2 separate regions of the Homo sapiens genome follow, and region 2 is linked to region 1. A link is a loop called in an ENCODE intact Hi-C map of the cell type or tissue named here. Cell type or tissue: endothelial cell of umbilical vein. All regions are shown on one strand.

Region 1 (2,500 bases):
AAAAAAAAGTATATAACTCTGTAAGATTTTATATCAATGATATAAACTTTACAATATTTTGCTTGACCTTAAGGATGTTTTGTAAATTCTCCAAATTCCCTTTGAACTGTAAAAACCAAAAGGTAGGTAAGATTCCAACAAGACTGGACATGGGACAGAGTTAAGAGGATTAAGCCACAGTTATTACATGGTAAATTTCTATTTATTACTTTTGATATGCTTGTCTTATGGGGTATGAGTCTATATTTTTGGTATGTGTATCTACTTTGAACTCTAGATCTTTTTCTTCTATAACTCAGAAAATCAGCTCTTTATTTTCTATCACGGTAGTTATTTTTTCTCCCAGGTTGACTGCTCTGCATGTGCCCATGTGTAGTTAATTTTGTTTCTGACCACTTGTCCATTTATCAGAGTAATCTGAATGGTATTTACTTCATTTTTTGTTTCAGCAATTCCACTGAAGAAATTATGGGGCAACACAAGATCTCTTGATGATGCCTATATAAAATCATGAATTACCACAGATTTTACTCCAAACTAGTACTGATGCAATGCTATAGCCTACCGTAAACCTTCTAAGAAATTCAAGGCCTAGGGATGCTACCCTTTCAGACATGACATGTCAAACTGTATTTGCTTTCTCTAGGACGGGGAAGAGGGAGACAGAGTAGATGCCAAGAGGTTTCCATTATGGCTTCTTTCTGGCCTTTGAGAGTTTCCCTAGAAAGGGTCACCATAAGCCACTATCATTCTAACATCTAAAGCTTGCTCTTTCGACCAGAATTGATAGCAAATGGAAAGTAACAATTAGAATTTATAAGACTGGAAGAGAATAGGAGAGGGAAAAGAAAGCTATTAGAAGAGGAAGGGATCCTTTGGAAAGGTAGGAAAGAAGATGACCTTCACCCATCTGACTGTTTGCTCTAGCGCCACCTACAGCCACACCACCTGACCCTCAAAAATCACCGACCCCTGGCCAGACAACATTTTTTCCAGCTAACTGCAGGTGCCTGGCTTATTTGATTAAACCACCACATTATAAGGTCAAGGTCACATGCTTGATCCCTACGTTTGTCCTACGTTTGTCAATGGGCACAAGTTGCATGGTCAAAAACTTGCCTTTTAACTCCAACCTCTCATAAATACCATCACTTACGTTAAAGACATTCACAAGAGAGGATATGAACCAACAATGCAAATCCATCAGCATTACTAAAAGAAAAAAAAACAGGAAAACCTGACTTGTGAGTCAGCCCACAGAACAAATTCCATTTAAGAACTCCCTGATCATCCTGGGCTTCAAGGTTAGATACATAAGAGTAAGAAATCAGGCTTCCCTACTTACTCGTTTTATGTGTGACCTTGGACAAGTTAATTTTTCAGAGCTTTAACAATAAAACACATTAAGGGTCCCAAATAGAGCTTGACATATAAGGGATACTCAGGTTATGCTAGCCCCAGCCCCATCTGGAGATAGAATCGGGCAGTCAAGAGCACAGGGATGAAGCCAGGTCCACCTGTATCCCAATCTTGATTTTGCAGCTCACGTGAAACACTGGGCAAGTGATGGCCTTATCGTTCTCATAAAGCTGAGACAAAAAAATTAAAGCATTTAGACAGCACACAGCAATTGTCAACTAACGGCAATTATGTTTTAAATGTTAAGAAGAATATAGTATTATCACTATCTGTTAATGTTTTCCAAAGTACAGTCATGGAACTATTGATATCAGAATGACCTGGGTGGGATGTCTACTGAGGGGGAAGAAAAGGATATCATGTCCCATCTCAACCTATTTAAAAAAGCTCTCCAAAAATGGTACAGGGTAATGGTCATTTCTGAATCAAACTTCCTTGAGATATCTATGAAAATTTCAGAATTACTGACCCAGCAGGTCTTGTGCTGTGTCATAGTAAATTAAGACTTGTTTTCCAATCCTTATTCTTTACTATGCCAGAATTGCCCAGTATCTGGGGTTCTTTTCTAATGAGACACATTTCTGGACATAGATGTCAAACTGATAGGCTCATACTTTTTAGGATCACTCCTGTTTTTTCCCCCAATGGTACTATTTTGACTTTTTTTTTTTTCTTCTAACCAGGGGTCGGCAAGCTATGGCCTTGATCTGCAGCTAATTTTGTACAACCGCAACCCTCAGAAGGTGTATGTGTTTAAAAAAAAAAACTGAAGAAGAAGTGATCAAGACCACATGTTGCCCTAAGTCTAAAACACTTACTAACCGGCCCTTTACAAGAAACCTTGCCAATCACTTTGTAGCCTATAATTAAATGTTTTTCAACTGGAGGTCTCAATACAATTTAAAATAGGGAGAAATAACTGATTCAAATAGGAAATATCAAAAAGCACTGCATCTGACAGAAGGAAGTACCTGTACTATTGCCAAAGTTTCTGTTATACAGATGTATGTGCCTCCTGGATAATGATCAAATTGTATTTGGTTGCAGTCAAAAAGTTTTAAAGTCCTTGGGGGTGAGGCTA
Region 2 (2,500 bases), 460 kb after region 1:
ATTATTGCATAGATTATAAATAATTATGTAAGATAATTTCATTCTCTAGCTAAAACTCTATGTGTTTAAAGGTTTACTATTTTATATAAAACCTAAAAAGAATGACTCATATAAGTTCCAAAGCTTTGAAAATAAAAACCCTGCTTGGTGTTCTAAAACTTTTATTTCTTAGGGTTCGATAAGCCTAAGATATCATTAAAATCCAGAGCAGTAGTTTCCAACATTATTGGAATGTATTAAACGTGCTTGTCCTCGTGGTACTCCTCAGGAGGAAGAATGGGTATAAATATCTCAAATGTGAGTGTGCATCATGATCACCTGGGGAGCATGGTAAAACACAGATTGCTGGGCTCCACCCTCAGAGTTCCTGATTCAGTGGGTCTGAGCTAGGGGTCAGTAAATTCGCATTTCCCAGGTGATGCTGATGCACTTGGTTCCAGCGCCCTGCTTTGAGAAGCAAGACTCAAGAGAATGGGTATGGACTTGGATCTGGAGGTCTGGAAGAGAAACTGGATTCAACAGGCTTGAGGGGCCGTCTTCCTTGGACGGTGAGTGGGCACAGCCCATGTGGAGGGTCTCTGGTGCTTCGTCTTTGCTTTTTCCGGGTTTTTGTAGGGACCTTGCCAACCCGGGACTTCTTTCATGCTCCTTTATCCAATAGTTGTTTGCTTGCTCCAACCTGGGCAAGGGAAGGTCTGTGTTTATGAATTCCATAGGAACCTTTTGAATTCCAACCTGGACCCAGGCCAAGACAGGCAAGTTTCTATGCAGTCTTCCTGTGCCAGTGGATGGAATTTTTTCTAGTTGCCTCTTTCCACTCAAGTTGTACTTCTTCAAGGGTTCTAGCTTTAGATGCAAGTGTTTTGTTTTCTGTTAATTTCTGCTTTTTTTTGTCTTTTTTTTTTTTTGAGATGGAGTTTTGCCCTTGTCGCCCAGGCAGGAATGTAATGGTGTGATCTTGGCTCATTGCAACCTCTGCCTCCCAGGTTCAAGAGATTCTCCTGCTTCAGCCTCCCGAGTAGCTGGGATTACAGGCGCCCACCCAGCTAATTTTTTTGTATTTTTAGTAGAGACAGAGTTTCACCATGTTGGCCAGGCTGGTCTGGAACTCCTGACCTCAGTTGATCTGCCTGCCTTGGCCTCCCAAAGTGCTGGGATTACAGGCATGAGCCACCGTGCCCGGCCAATTTCTGTTCTTTATAACTTCCTTCACTCAACCTTCATTGGATTTCATTTGCTTTTCTTTATCCAATTTTTCAACATGAATGATCAGTGCTTTTTTTCAGCCTTGCTGCTTTTCCAATACATTTATGTTGGCATTTAAGTTTCAGCTTTCTAATTGGAGCTGGCTCAAGGCTTAGTCTTGTTTTTCTGAGTGGCTTTTAAAACCCAGCCTCCTTGGTTGGGATCAGTCAACTCGGTAGGCCAGACAAAGCTATTAGGGCTTATCTGACTTCCTTTGCCTTCAGCTTCTTCCTGTTGTTTTCACTCCTAGGAAATTCCTTCTCTTTCTCACCAGCTCAGATTTGCTTTTACAAGTCTGCTTGTTGTTCTTGATAAATCAGTTCTAGATGTTTTGCAGTAAGAGGCTTTTTGGGATATCCATTCTGTCATATTTCTAGAAATGGAAGTCTAGAGATGACAACACTGAGAGATTGTGAGAATAAAATAATGCCTGTAAAGCCCTTAGCTCAGTACTTGACACATAGGAAATTCTTGGTAAATTCTAGCTGCCCGTTATTACCATTATTATGTTTGCATACCTAGATCTCAATGGATTACCAGCAGCAGAGGTTAAAAAATTGAGTCCTAGGCCAGGGGCAGTGGCCCCTGCCTGTAATCCCAGCACTTTGGGAGGTCGAGATGGGTGAATCACTTGAGGTCAGGAGTTCAAGACCAGCCTGGCTAACATGGTAAAAATCTATCTCTACTGAAAATACAAAAAATTAGCTGGGCATGGTGGCACACACCTGTAGTCCCAGCTAATCAGGAGGCTGAGGTGGGAGAATTGCTTCAACCTGGGAGGTGGAGGTTGCATCGAGCCAAGATCATGCCACCACACTCCAGCCCAGGTGATGGAGCGAGTTAGGAGGCAAATCCTGCCAGGAGGACTAGTTAGTGATGGGAAGGGAAGGGATCATGATAAATTCAAATTTTAATGAAGATTGTGATAACTGGTTGAGGATATATTATGTTTTCCGAATAGACATAGAAAATAGACTCGATAAAATTCTTATGCAGACGGAATAATCCTGGAATCAAATTTGGAGCTACCATATACAGCTGCTGAGGCTCAGTGAGCACAACTCTAGAGGCACCATTCAATAGACCAAGATGTCACAGTGACTGTGACCAGACTGAGGACATGCTCCTCCAAAATGTGCTTGGGTATGCATTTTGGCAAAGTTAAAAAGGAAGCAAAGATGTGGAAATGAGCTAGACTTTTTTGTAAGGGAGTAATTAAGAGTGTTCTTGCTGCCTCACAGGTACACACCCTATG

What was found. A loop is a pair of places that touch in the nucleus more often than their neighbours do. Peaks named below come from ENCODE experiments on the same cell type or tissue, not always from the same donor. Only the 100,000 strongest peaks of a DNase experiment are listed, where the experiment ranks them.
Region 2: it touches region 1 in a loop (2.3-fold over the local background); 1 of 110 quality-filtered maps calls a loop at or near these places.

Annotation. Positions count from the first base shown.
Region 1 is chr7:107,047,126-107,049,625 of GRCh38, reverse strand. The region is part of intron 1 of PRKAR2B (protein kinase cAMP-dependent type II regulatory subunit beta); the gene reads right to left. Among named protein-coding and RNA genes, the nearest start is that of PRKAR2B, 3.7 kb to the right of the region's middle. In endothelial cell of umbilical vein, a CTCF peak has its summit at 963 (motif pointing left); a DNase peak (open chromatin) is centred at 1,205; H3K27ac peaks cover 1,953 bases.
Region 2 is chr7:106,589,598-106,592,097 of GRCh38, reverse strand. It overlaps CTB-30L5.1 (a long non-coding RNA gene), which reads left to right. Exons shown (of 4, transcript NR_187788.1): 2 at 416-548. Among named protein-coding and RNA genes, the nearest start is that of CTB-30L5.1, 8.0 kb to the left of the region's middle. In endothelial cell of umbilical vein, no CTCF peak of the experiment used is centred here; DNase peaks (open chromatin) are centred at 737 and 1,457; H3K27ac peaks cover 2,306 bases.